3 separate regions of the Homo sapiens genome follow, and regions 1 and 2 are each linked to region 3. Evidence: chromatin contacts called from ENCODE Hi-C or POLR2A ChIA-PET data. All regions are on one chromosome and are shown on one strand. Each heading gives the region's core, a stretch centred on a gene start or an enhancer-like site at or near the end of the contact. The rest is flanking DNA. Distances are from core to core; before and after follow the strand shown. Region 1 overlaps TSPAN18 (tetraspanin 18). Region 2 overlaps TSPAN18 (tetraspanin 18). Region 3 holds the start of PRDM11 (PR/SET domain 11).

Region 1 (4,212 bases), core at 3-2,502, 400 kb before region 3:
GTTGCAGGCGCCTGTAGTCCCAGCTACTTGGGAGGCTGAGGCAGGAGAATGGCCTGAACCCGGGAGGCAGAGCTTGCAGTGAGCCCAGATCGTGCCACTGCACTCCAGCCTGGGCGACAGAGCGAGAGTCCATCTCAAAAACAAAGAACAAAAAACAGCAAAGCTGATTCTAATCAGTTGAAAAAGTGAGAGAAGGTGCATAAAACTCCAGATTTCTGGTTTCCTTGACACATGGCATGGTCTGGTGGCAAATATGGGCTGGGGATAAGCAGCAGCTGCCCCCCGTGGGTGGGGCACGTTGCTCTCTTCTGTTTTGGTTCAGAGTTCCTGTTGGGGTTTGAGTATGAGACCCAAGACAAATGCTTCTCTCTGGGACTCCCAGCCTCTGTCAGGGAGTCTTTGCAGATGAGTGTTGGGTGAGTTAGAAGGGAACAGACGTCTCCTGGTCATGCTGGGGTTCAATCCTGACTCCACCTAAATTTACTATCTTGGTGATTTGGGGTGAGTTATTCAGCTTCTCTGAGCCTCAATTTACCCACTTGTAAAGCAAGGAGTGTAGTACCCACACCAAAATATTGTTTTGCCAAGAAGCAGTAGCTCATGCCTGTAATCCTAACACTTTGAGAGGTGAGGCAGAAGGATTGTTTGAGGCCAGGAGTTCAAGAGCAGCCTGGACAACATCGGGGGCCCTCTCTACAAAAAATAAAAAAATAAAAATTAGCTGCAGATGGTGGTGCATGCCTGTAGTCCCAGCTACTTGGGAGGCTGAGGCGAGAGGATTGCTTGAGCCGAGGAGTTAGAAGCTGCAGTGAGCTATGATTGTACTACTGCACTCCAGCCTGGGCAACAGAATGAGACCCTCTCTCAAAAAATAATTATTTTGGGGTTAGGACAAGATTATGATTAGAAAATACACGGTGTGCCTGGGCAGCAGAGATGCTCAGCAGAGCTTCATTTGCCCACTTCCCCCACTGCTTGCCTGGTGCTACCCCTTGTGCCTATCAGGAAGGGAGACTCAGTTCTTAGGGAGTAGTCGCCTGGACCCAGCCTTCCCATTGCTCATGTCAGGGTGAGATGTGGGAAACCCATTCTTGGGGCCCTGGCGGTTCCCTCCTCGCTGGCCCAGCCCTGTGTCCCCAGCCAGCTGGCATTGAAAAACGGGGCCTTTCTCTGACTGGTCAGGGCTAGAGGCCCAGGCGAGGTGGTGGCTGCAGCTCCCAGCAGCTAATTCTGCTGGTCACAGCGCCAGGCCCTCTCACAGGCGAGCATCTGCTTTGCCTTGTGGGGCAGCTGGCACCTAGGAACATGCCAGCTCCCTGGCATCTTTTCTCCATCCTGCCTGCAGCAGCCAGGAGCAGCCCTGCCTAAAAGAGGCAGCTCTCTGGGGCACAGAACTTCAGCAAGGAGCTCGTTGCTTGGATCTCAGCTGCCTTCTCGACTTTTTATTTAATCCCAGATATCCCTTGGGCAGGGAGATGTGGGGACCAAGGGACTTCCCTCCTCTAAGACTCAGTAGGCTTATCTGGAAAATGGGCGTGAATCATAGAGGCCTCTTAGGGCTGCTATGAGGAGGGACTGTTTGTACTGAGCCTGGTTTGTACTGAGCTGCTCAGGAATCTTAAATATGATCGTGAATATGACGGTTGCCATTACGACTGGTTATGAGGCAGCATCAGGGGAAGCCATTTGGGTCGACTTTGGTATAAAGGATGTGGTTTGAAATTGCCTGTGTCTCAGAACAATCTGTTTTGATTTATTCTACTGTGGGAATTTGAAAATGGCCCAAATGTTTCTCCTCCCCCCTCCCGTCTCTCTCTCAGCACTCAGATTTCCTCACTCCTGCACTCATCTCCTCATGCACACTCACACGCTACCTTCACACTTGCTCACTCTCATCTTTCCACACTCAAAGTGCAGGTGGAACTTCCAGTGGCCCAAATACTTTTCCTTCTACCTCAAAGGCTCACACTGTTTCCACTACACACACACACAAACACGTATGTGTGGTCATTCTCACACTCAAACTTCTCTCCCTGTCTCTCATCCCCCCAGTTCCCTCCCTCACCTGCAGCAGAGCTGCAGGGTCAGAAGACTTCGGTTCTCTCTCTGTCTCTTACTAGCCAGCTCTGTGGCTGTGTGATATGGGCCGAGTCACTCAGCCTCTCTGGGCCCTGGTTTCCTTTCTCTCAAAAGAGACAAACCACTGGTTTATGTTTAGAGAGATCATCATTTTCTGGCCGGGCATGGTGGCTCACACCTGTAATCTCAGCACTTTGAGAGGCCAAGGCAGACAGATCACTTGAGGCCAGGAGTTCGAAGCCAGCCTGGCCAACATGGTGAAACACCATCTTTACTAAAAATACAGAAATTAGCTGGGCACGCCTGTAATCCCAGCTACTTGGGAGGCTGAGGCACAAGAATTTCCTGAACCCCAGAGGCGGCGGTTGCAATGAGTTGAGATTGCACCACTGCACTCCAGCCTGGGTGACAGAGTGAGACCCTTTCTCAAAAGAAAAAAAAAAAAAAGAGACCATCACTTTCTTCCACAGTATTTCAGATGATCTGAGATAAGATTCTTACTACATCTTAAATTCCATGACTCTGCCAGTGAGTGGACTGGATCTCATTAGGCAGACCGTGTGCCAACCTGGAATTATATCAGTATTTTAGCCTTTTCCTGGTACTGAGGAGACATTGCTTGATTTCAAGCTAGAAATTAACACAAGTCAGGAGAAAATGGAAAGTTCAAGATCGTGATTTACTCTTCACTTTAGAGAAGCCACAGTGTCATAGCACCGCACTTTTATTCTTCTCATTTCCTCCTCATGCACCAGCAGAGATGACTTAGGGAAACAGAGGCAGCGGTCAAGTTGCCACTGTGAATGGGGGAGGGGCGGCGGAAATCAAGACAAAGATTTTGCGTTTCCTGCACCACATCCACCAGAAGGATCCACTTCCTTTTGGTGTGTATCCCTCCTCCCACCCACTTCCAGGGACAGAGAGCTAGAATGTATTGAGAGCGTACCACATTGTGTGTACCGCCCTGTTGAATCCTTGCAACAACCCTACAGGTTAAGTGTGGATCCATTCCCATTTTTGGGATGATAAGACTGGTGCATGGTGAGGCTAGGTAAGTACCTGGCCCAGCATCATACTGCATGTCTGGCAGAGCTGGATCTGCACCTGGGTGCTCTGGTTCTTGAGCTAAGCTTTTGACCACCACACCCTGCAGTCTTGAGTGGCCCTATGTCAAGGTGGAGTGGAAAGACACAGGATTTCAAGATGAAAGGCTTGAGTTTTAATCTTGCTCTGCTATTAATTTATTATGAGCCTTGAGCGAGTCTCTTATCCTCTGATGCTCAGGTTCCCCATTTGCGAAATGGAGAGAAAACTAAAACCTGTTGCTCAAGATTGCTGGGAGGCATGAGGGAGGTAAACTGCCTGGGACAATGTGAGTGCTTCCATATGTCAGCTCTTTTTGTGGTTTTCTGATTTGCCTTGGCAAACTTTTTTGCTAGGCATGTGGGCTTGCTACCTGGCATACAGGGCCCCACCCTGGAGTTAGAAGGATTCATTCCCAAGTGACATTGCACAAGGGTCATCATGATGCCTTTGTATAAATCCCATTTGGCCACCAGAGTGTCTTGGGGATTGCACTTCAAGCACTAAAGTGGAATGAATGAAGGATGATTTACTGCAGTGGTATTCAACTTTACTTGTAGCCACAGAACGTGGAACTTTCTTTTTTTTTTTTTTTTTTTTTTGAGTTGGAGTCTCACTCTGTTGCCCAGGCTGGAGTGCAGTGGCGCGATCTCGGCTCACTGCAAACTCTGCCTCCCGGGTTCACACCATTCTCCTGCCTCAGCCTCCTGAGTAGCTGGGACTACAGGTGCCCGCTACCATGCCCGGCTAATTTTTTGTATTTTTAGTAGAGACGGGGTTTCACCGTGTTAGCCAGGGTGGCCTCCATCTCCTGACCTCGTGATCCACCCGCCTTGGCCTCCCAAAGTGCTGGGATTACAGGCGTGAGCCACTGCACCCGGCTCCATGTGGAACTTTCAAATGTGAAATTGCTCAAAATGGAGCTGCCCTGTTGAAGCAGGCATGGGGGCTGCTCCACCCTCCCCAACTCACCTCCTCACTTTGATATCTCCTAGGGAATCCTTGGGGAACCCATTTTGAAAACCACAGGCCATCAGGGGACAGATGATG
Region 2 (4,732 bases), core at 2,207-4,706, 280 kb before region 3:
ATGCACCCTCCCCCCGCTCCCCAGTTCACACCGTCTGGTGTGACATTCGTGCTCACCAGCTTGCAGAGCGCTAATGACATTTGCATTTTGCTGGCTGGTGAAATGTGGGCTGTGCTTGGTGATGGGGGGTAAGGAGATCCTTAGGCAAATGGGAGGTTCCCAGCCTAGAAAGAGGGGCAGGCTTGCTGGTCTGGGGGCCCACGCAGGTCTCTGAGACGCAGAGAAGGGAGCGAAGGTGGGTGCAGAGGGGACTAATGTCTGGCAGAATTTAGAGATGCTGTTTGTCTAAAGTCTTGCCAGAACACAAGGCAACCCCAAGTCTGGTGTTCCAGGTCCCCTGACATGCTCATGCACTATCCTCTGCGTCACCTCCTTAACATTTATTGAGCAATTTCTAGACGCCAAATGCTCCTCTGTGGGCTTCACAGACTTACGAAAGTCATTTTAATTCCCGGCAATCCTCAGGAAAAGATGCTATTATTATTCCCATTTTACAAATGAAGAGTCTGAAGCTCTGAGAGGACACCTGACTTGCCTCTTCTGGAAAGAGGTTGCACCAGCTTGTGGCCAAGGTCCACCTGCCTCCAAAGCCCGTGCTCTTGGCTACTGTGGGCAACCTCCTGTTCTTTGTCTGGGCTTGAGCAGAACCAAGAAGCATTTGTCTGCTGAGGCCCAAGACTGGGTAGAGGTGGTGAGCATCGTCCCCCGTCCGCCACCACAGCATGCAACAGGCTCCTGCTATGCTCCTGGGGCTGCTCCAGTCTGACAGCTACAGAAGAGGGTATGGCCCTGGAGAGAGGCCTCAGCATGAGTCAGGAGAGACCCAGAGTTTAGGCCTTGCTCTGCCACCAACTTGCTGTGTGACTTTGAGCAAGTCAGTGCCCCTCTCTGGGTATCAGTCTCCTTATTGGTAAAAAGAGGCCATTGGTCTGGCGGCATGGAGCATCCCAGGAATGCATTTTCACACGAGGAAGAAACTTCTCTCCAATCTGCTTGGACTCATGGACTTGCCTTGCACTCAGACACACAAATTATGTTTTACATAAAAGCAAATCATGAAACATTTGCTGAACCTCCTCTCCCTTCTGCAAGGGGCACTGTGCTAGATGCAGGGGTTATGACGCTTATGTATTTTTACTCAGCACATGCAAACACAGGCACATGCATACCTTTGTGTCTTAGAATTATTTCCAGGCTATTTCAGTCGGATCTAGATGTTGAGTGCCCAATCCTGATGCTCACCTGCAGGCTCCTGCAGTCTTGGTTCCATCACTTCGCCTCCTGCAGGGCCAGGAGAGCCTTTCAAACAGAAAGAAGAGACCGCAGCTCGGGCAGGTAATCACGGCTGCTTCTGCTTCCCTCTCACAGGTGAGCATCTCCTGGACCACCCTCAAGCTTCAGGTGAGCTGAGCTTCTAACACTACCATCAAAGCAACTGGAACCCCTTGAATTTGATTTCTGGAGACGCGAGCATAATCCTTTTGCAGACATCTCAACGCTGGCTCTCCAGGTAACAGAGGTTAGGCTCATTCAGCAAGGGGATTTCTGCTACTTTTGTTGTTGCTGTTGTTGTTGCTAAGGGTAACCATCAGCAGGGCACCTGTCATTCTCTTTCATGCATCAGTGTCTGTCTCTCCCATCACACCAAAGGTCCGTGGGCAGGATAGTAAGGGGTGCAGATAGTGTGAGTGGATCTGAGCCAAGGTTGCTGGGGTCTCACTAGATTAGCCAAGAAGATAACCCTCGGAGGGGCCAGACAGCTGAGAAGGCTGAGGTGCAGGCTAGCCCACCAGGTTGCTGGCCCATGCCCCTCAAGCTCAACTGGGGAAGGGTGGAACTGTTGCCCAGGTAAGCAAGAACCAGTGGTGGGTCAGAAGTAAAGGTTGGCTGCAGTGGGTGGTGAGAGGGCAAAGGCTGAACTGAGGTCAGATGCTGCATCATTTGGGAGCCAACACTCAAACTGGATTAAGCAAGACAGGCCATTTATTAGCTTTTTAAAATTGGTTTCTAATATATTGGTTTCTAATAATATATATTCCAAATATATATATTCCAAATAATATATTTGGGGCCTATTTATTGGTTTCAAGGCAGGCAGGGCTGAATCCAGGGCTCAAATGATGCTGTTAGGACCGTATCTCACCACATCCGTGTCCTCTGCCTCCCTCCTTGTGAGCTTCAGTCCTCGGTAGCCACTCTCCATGTGGCCGCAGGGCAGGCACCTGCAGATCCAGACTGACGCCTTGCTCATTTCAAATCCAATGGAAGGAGAGCTTCTTTTTCCCAGGCGGTCCAACAAAAATCCCAAAGTCAAGGCTTATTGGATGGTCTTGGGTCACATGACACCTCTGCCCAATCACTGAAACCTGGAGGATAAGATATGCTGATTGGCCAGACTGGGTCAGTTGGTCGGGGGGCAGTCGGTGCGGGGGTTGGTGGGGTGCGGGTGGTGCTGAGGGAGGTGGTCGGGGCTGTGGGGACTGGTCGGTGCTGGGGTGGGGGCGGTCGGTGCTGGGCGGGGGGTCGGTGGTTGGGGGTGGTGTGGTGAGGTCGGTAGGTGTCGTGGGTTGGGGAAGTCAGCCTGAATGCATGAGAGGGGATGGACTTGCAAGGGAAAATCCAAGCATTATTTTTAGAAAAAGGAGAAAGGAATGCTGGGCAGACAAAGCAGCAGATTCTCCCTACTGGTGTCATGTTGGGAGTCGGGGGCGATGAAGCACCCAGGTGGTCGCATGTGTCCCAGTTGGGATTCTTCCTGTGATTTATGGTACCAGGGTTGGCCTCTCTCTAAGTGCCTCATTTTTAGTGAATCTAGTATCTGAAAGCCCAAATTTCACACACACACACACACACACACACACACACACACACACACAGCCCCCATGCCTCTGATGGATCTGAGAGTGGTACTTCACGTTCCAAAAAGATTGTTCCAGAAGGTCTTTCTCATAAAGAGTCCCTGCACTCTCTGATGGCCGCCCCACTATTTCAGCCACCCCAGCGCCTGGCTGCCTTGAGTAGACCTCCACTCGCCGGGAAGGCCTGTTCCTTTTTCCCCCCACCTCCACTCCTTCATGGCTGAGGGGAGTTTCTTGAGCCTCTTTAGGGTTTTTTGCGCTAAATGGGCCCCTTCCCAGAAGACCAACCGCAGCCTTGCTTATCTGAAGCCCCTTAGAGGGACAGGGGAGCAGAGGGGGACGGGCACTGGTTGAGTGGAAGCTCCGTCTCTGGGGGCACGAGGGTACACGTGGCCAGGCCAGCCTGGCAGCCCTGCTGCCCTCCGCCGCGGCAGCTCTGTCCTACATTTAGGGTGCGATGTGTGATTTCATTTGAGCAAATATTCCTCTGCAGAAAAAATACCGAAAACCACAGCTTGTGATGCTGCCTCCCAGGCAGCTGCCCCTTGCTTGGTTTTGGTCAACCACAAACCTCCTGGCCCTCCCCCAGTCTCTCTCGCTCTGTGTCTCGCCTGTGGGCTCCAAAGCTCTGACTCACCATGCAGCCAGCTCAGCGCTCAGCACCACCCTGCCTTATATGGTGAGCTCAGCACCTCTGGGTCAATGAGTGTTAATTCATTTATTCAGCCAATGGCTGTTGAGTGCCTATCATGTGCCAGGAGCTGTTTAAATGCTGGGGATTGAGGGTGAGCAAAGCCCAAAGGTCCCTGTCCTCAGGGTTCCCTGACCTCTCCTCTGGGAGATCTCCTGAGGGCAGGACCCTCCTCTGGGTGTCTTGCCCCCAACCCCTCGCCTGATGTCTCAGACAGTGCTAAACCATAACTGGGCTGGCTTGGTAGATATGTCGGTCAGTTACTTTCCACAGCATTTTGTAAAGCCCCCACCTGTGCCTGATGCAGCAGAAATAGCAGAATGACTTGGTTCTCAGCCTTTAGGACTTAGGGTGTAAGGTGCCACTTGTCATGGCCCTGGGGAGGAGGAAGGGCAGCTGTTAGAGAGATCTGTATGCAGACCTGCTCCTGGAGTGTGCACCTGTTAATAAAACGAATCATACAAGCTCCACTTCCCAGGCATTCGTCATTCATTCAGATGCACTCAACAGGCACCTCAGAGGCCAGATTTTTAAGGGAGACGATCAAAGTCAAGACATCCAAGGTAAAGAATGGGAGGGTCCAGAGCTGAAATATAAAGGAAGGCTTGGGGGTTCAGAGGCCAGAAGGAGATGTTACTGCTGCACAGTGGTGGTGTAAAATCAGGGGATGCAAGGCCTGTGAGCTGTGCCTAGATATAGGCCAGTTTCGGACGTTAGAAAGGACATTCGGGAGGAAGACACAGTGAGAGCAAAGGCCTGGCAGTGGGACCCTGAGGCTTGAAAGACTGTGCCAGGCAGGAAGCCAGATGAACTCGGTTAGCCTTCTTTCCCGCAGGCCTCCAGGCTTGGCCGTGCTGGGCCTGGGGCCATCTTGTCTTCAAGGCTGCTTTCAACTACAGCTTGGGTACGGAGTTTAGTAGCGCCTCCCTTTTCCTTTTGTCCTCTTCTTCCCTGGGAAGGGGAGTTTTGGAGGGCCCTTTCAAAGAGATGGTGCTGCACAAAGACCAAGAGTTCTTAATCCTCTCATTCCTGAGATACTTTACAGAGCTTAGGGCTCATTTTCACTTAGAGCATTGCAAGCAGCTGCCCTAGTGGCATACCCTGGGCTGGAAGTTGGGAGACTTGGGTCCCTGCTGCACTACTGATGTCCTTAGCCTCCTGGCCTATAGTTTGTCAAGCTCCT
Region 3 (4,351 bases), core at 858-3,357:
CATTCTCTTAAAGATCTTTTTGCTCTCTGGAGGATGGGACCACTCCCCTCCTTTATCTACTTCTCTTTTTGCCCTCATCTCCGATATCTCTGCCTCACCCTCTACCCCAGTCACTGCAGGACACATGTCCAACACCCTGGGTACGTTGACGCCTCGAGGTCTTTGCTTCTGCTCTTTGCCTTCCTGGCAATGCCATCCTACCATTGGTGGAAATTCCAGGCCTACCTCTGACATTACTTCCTTGGTGAATCTTTCTCCTCAAAAGGAACAACAAATGGCTCCTTCCTCAGTGCTCTTTTCTCGGCCGGGCACTTGGCATCCAAAACCATGCTCAGTGCAACTGGAGGTGCATTCAGTTCTGAATTAATTGAAGTTATCTGCGAGTGCCTTCATCTCTTGGGCAGACCAAGACCTGCCTGAAGGATCTTGTCATTCTAATCGTGGAACCCCTCCCCCAACCCCCGTCCCCCAGTACCCGACACTCTGCCTGGCACCAAGCAGAGAAATACTCAGGAAACTTACAGTTGCATTGAACCTCATATAACGATAGGGTTGTTACTGTCTCTTGAGCATCTACTGAGAGCAGCTGGGTGCTGGGCCCTTTAAATACACTCTCATGGCTCCTTACACAGAGCCAGGAACGTGGGTATTACTGTGCACCACTTTGCAGATGTGGGAAATAAAGGCTCAGAGAGGTGAAGCCAGTTGCTCCAGATCACACAGCCAGTAACAGGCATGAGATTCCAAGAAGCTGTGTTTGTGACGCCAGAGTCAAGGGAAACAAATGATGTGGTACCCACAGTGCTCCCTCCCTCATCACCCCCACCGCCTCCAGCTCCACATCCAGATTCCAAAAGCCATGAGCACCCCCATCTGACCATGAACGCCCATCTGACCATGAACGCCCATCTGCGGATCGCCAGCAGCAAGGTTGACACGGAACTCCTTCCGCCTTGGGAGGAGGCTTCCCTGGGGTAGTACCCTCTGGGGGCCGTCTGGGCAACTCTTGCAGGGCTTCGTGGATGTTTGGGGAAAGCACTGGACAGCGCCTCGCCCAGGTGCCTTCCTGGGAATCACCAACTGGGGTTTACTGCCCCAATTTTGGAGCTTGCACAGAGCATCCTCCCTTGGTAGGAGAGACGTCGCCATTGGGCCACAGGACTTGTAGAGGACGCCACGAGAAAGGGGTTGATTGGGGAATGGTTGTCCTGGTTACGCCACCCTGCAGTGTCCCTTGCCCTCCTCCAAGGCTTCCAGCCCCATCGCAACCTGTCAGTTTTCCAGGCGCTCAGGAAAGCATGTCAAGCACTCAAGCACTCTGTGACAATTCCACCCCCGGCCCAGTCTTTCCCTCTTCACCCCCTCTCTGTGATGTCGAATCCCATTTCACAGATGGAGAAACTGAGGAATCGAGCAAGTGAATGCCGCTTAAACATCTTTTCCAAGCCAGCCAGGGACCAGCCCCTCCAGTTCTCAGAATCTCTCTCCCTCTGTAACATATTTTGACTTGAAGAACATGTGCGATTCGTGACTACAAAACCGCAACCCCACATAAAGAGTTAATATTTTTAACGAACCCCAAGCCCCTCACCCTCAGCCTTCGCGGGACGCCTGCGTCTCGCAACTTCAGTTTGTATCTCCAAACTGCTGAGCATTCAAAGGGTTAAATGGGACCGGGAGGGGGCCAGCCGCGGAGCCCTGAAAGGGTTAAAAATCCAAACGCGTCGACTCCCCCCGACTATTTGGTTCCAAATGGACAGCCACGCGACCGGGAGAGCCAGGGAGCCCCCCTCACAATGACTTTATTAAAATTTGAGAACTTTTACTTCTGACCCCAAAAAAGTATCCCAGTTCGAAAGTTCTCTCTTAACCTTTTCTTTTTTTCATCTATTTTTTTCTCGATTTCTCCACGGGCTGGATTATAAAACGCTCCCTCTCCCTTTGGGTTTGGAGAGCCGGGTTCCCCCCTCCGGGCAGGGCGCGGGCCTAAGGGGCCCCGGGAGTTTTCTCCGGGGCCGGGTCGGGACGCGGCTGGTGAGTCCCGGCTCCGGCCCCTGAATTGGGGGGTCCGCGTCTGCCCCAAACGCCGCTTTCTTCCGTTTTCCATGTCATTTCCTGTACTAATAAGATGGTGGTCAAAGCAGGGGAGGAGAGCAGCAGCGAGTCGCCGCCGCCGCCGCGCCGAGGCTGGCGCTGAAACTTTGCCTCGCCGGGGACCAGCGCGCCCGCAGCGCGGCCGCTCCCTCCGCGGGGGCCGCCAGCCGAGGCCGCGCCGCCTCCGCCGAGCCGCCCGCCGGGCCGCTCTCGCCGCCCGGGCCCCGCGGCTGCCGCAGCATTCCCGGGAAGGTGAGTCAGCCCCGGTAGCCAATGTGGCCATTGAAAATGGCTTCGGAGAGCGCTCGGCAGTTTGCCAGCGAGCGCGGGGGCCGCCGGTGCGGGGGCCGGGAGCGGCGGCTGGGGGCGGGGGCGGCCGGGGGTCTCGGCGCGGGCGCGGGGCGGGGGTCCGGACGGCGCCGGCGCGGGGTGGGGGGCGGCCCGCCGTGGCCGCGAGGTGGGTGAACCCTCGGCAGGTAGCTGCCGCCGCCGCGGGAGCCGGGGGCCGCCCTCCGCCTCCTTCCTCCCAGCTCGCTCGCTCCTCGCCTTGTTACAATGTAGCCTTTTCTCTCCGCAAGCGGCGCGCCCGCTGACGGACGTGGCCGCCGACCAATGGGAGTGGCGGCCCGGGCCGAGCGCTCGGAATGAGAACGCGGTGACACGGACGGGGCGGGGCGCGGACGCCGACGCCAGAGGGCTCGCCGCGGCCGCCGGCCTAGTTCTCGCGGACGCCCTCGGCCCCGCGCCGGGGGCTGCTGCGGGGTGCTCGGGGATGAAGGTGGGAGGCGTCCTTTGGGATGCGACGAAGCCTTCTCCATCGCGGTTCGCGATTGCCCGCGAAGCGTGGCCGAGCCGGAGGGCATTTCTGGAATGCGTTTTAAGTGTCAGTTGCGGTGTAGACTCTTCGGGAAACCTCTCCGGAGCGTAGCCTCCACCCCCCACTCGCAGTCCCCAAGGTACTCTCCTATGCAGAAACTGCAGAAACTTAGCGGCCAATGACCTCTCTCCGGTCAAGGCCAGCGTGCTCTAGGCGAGTCGCTGCAAAGAGAATACCAATGTCTTGGGCGATGCTGGTGAAAAATTGCTGGTGTGTGTCTAGAGCCCAGTTGGGAGATGGGGGCTTAGAACCCCCCAGGCTGGGCTGGGATTTAGGGGAGAAAAATGTGAAACGTCTCCTCTTTCCTAGACGTTTGCTTCGTGTGGAGAAAGGCTGTGCTGTATAATTTAGAGTGGCTGTAAGGAAACACACCCAGCCCTTTGTGCGTGGGGCCAGGAGGCAATGATGAGAGATTGCTCTTGGTACCTGGAAACCCTATAAACTTTGGGGGTTTGGGGACAGAAGAATTTTCTGTGGAGCATGATGCCTGTAGCAACCAAGCTGGTCCTTGCCCACATTTCCTCTTGGGAGGGAGGAAGGTTCGGGCTTTCCTAGGGTCATTGTTGGAGGTGTAGGGTCGTAGTTGGGGAGCAGGGCACAGTCTTTGCCCGCCGACTCTCTGAAAGGTGGACAAGCAGAGTTCTATAGGGCACGTGTAGAAACCTTCCCTTCTGGGAATAGAGCCCAGACCTCTTGCTGTATTCAGTTTAATGGAAAGGCTTTCTCTCTTTGAATTCTACCTCCTCCTCATAGTCACTGTCTGACTTTGGACTTCACATCGTTGTCTTTGGCCTCTCTGAGCCTTGTGTCTCCATCCCTGAGTCCAACAAAACCTGCCCGGCAAGGAAGTTGTGAAATTAAATGAGATAGCAAAGATGAAATGCCTGTTCCAGGGCCTGGCATACTGTTTAAGAAGTGTTCTCCCCCAGAATCACGGCAGAAGGTACTGACCTGGGAATATCAGAATTGCCCCCACAGACCCCACCGTGGTCCATCCAGTCTCAAACTGACAGGGCCCCAAGGAACAGCTGGTGGCAGGGTCTCGTTTCCTTCCCTGGTGACGTTCACAAAGATGAGGGACTCCCCTCAGTTGTCCTAGGAGTCCTAGATTGGTCATGATAGCCATCACCTCTGCACTTATGGACTCATTTGACCTGAGTTACAGTTCTGTCGTCTAGACTTCTTGGGTTGATGTGTTCCATCAATTTCTTCTCCTTGGTGTCAAGTAGGATTTCTCCTATTTGGATCTGCCCTCTCCTGGACTTACAGGGAGTTTCCCTGGTTCCAGGTTGTTGGCAAGTATAAAGTAAAGAACACTGGGGTAGGAGTCGGGAGTCCTGCCTGTGGATTCAGCTGCCTTCTTGGCCTGCTCTCTTGGCT

The links. A loop is a pair of places that touch in the nucleus more often than their neighbours do. ChIA-PET counts read pairs that join two places held with the same protein, here RNA polymerase II (POLR2A). Pooled maps may share reads with other maps.
Region 1: a loop to region 3 is called in a map of naive thymus-derived CD4-positive, alpha-beta T cell, with 25 times the contacts of the local background. The contact joins the enhancer-like site here to the promoter of PRDM11 in region 3. A Hi-C loop is called at or near these places in 1 of 168 maps with a recorded cell type or tissue (naive thymus-derived CD4-positive, alpha-beta T cell). POLR2A ChIA-PET finds 5 or more read pairs at or near these places in 2 of 52 experiments (AG04450 and T-cell).
Region 2: a pooled map shows a loop between it and region 3 (6-fold over the local background). The contact joins the enhancer-like site here to the promoter of PRDM11 in region 3. A Hi-C loop is called at or near these places in 1 of 37 single-sample maps with no recorded cell type and 9 of 50 pooled maps. POLR2A ChIA-PET finds 5 or more read pairs at or near these places in 2 of 52 experiments (GM10248 and OCI-LY7).

The regions. Positions count from the first base shown.
Region 1 is chr11:44,745,891-44,750,102 of GRCh38, forward strand. All of the region lies in intron 1 of TSPAN18 (tetraspanin 18), which reads left to right. Among named protein-coding and RNA genes, the nearest start is that of TSPAN18-AS1, 11 kb to the left of the region's middle. RefSeq lists an enhancer at 3,489-3,990. Within about 2 kb of position 1,253, at least 6 of the 41 ENCODE cell types and tissues checked have a DNase peak (open chromatin) inside an H3K27ac peak, as active enhancers do.
Region 2 is chr11:44,858,960-44,863,691 of GRCh38, forward strand. It overlaps TSPAN18 (tetraspanin 18), which reads left to right. Exons shown (of 10, transcript NM_130783.5): 3 at 1,369-1,510. Among named protein-coding and RNA genes, the nearest start is that of TP53I11, 90 kb to the right of the region's middle. RefSeq lists enhancers at 2,539-3,166, 3,167-3,794, 3,895-3,944. Within about 2 kb of position 3,457, at least 12 of the 41 ENCODE cell types and tissues checked have a DNase peak (open chromatin) inside an H3K27ac peak, as active enhancers do.
Region 3 is chr11:45,144,532-45,148,882 of GRCh38, forward strand. It overlaps PRDM11 (PR/SET domain 11), which reads left to right and starts at 2,108. Exons shown (of 8, transcript NM_001384648.1): 1 at 2,108-2,346. LOC105376652 (a long non-coding RNA gene) reads right to left here and starts at 2,252. Exons shown (of 6, transcript XR_931241.3): 1 at 523-2,252. RefSeq lists silencers at 2,509-2,588, 2,669-2,858.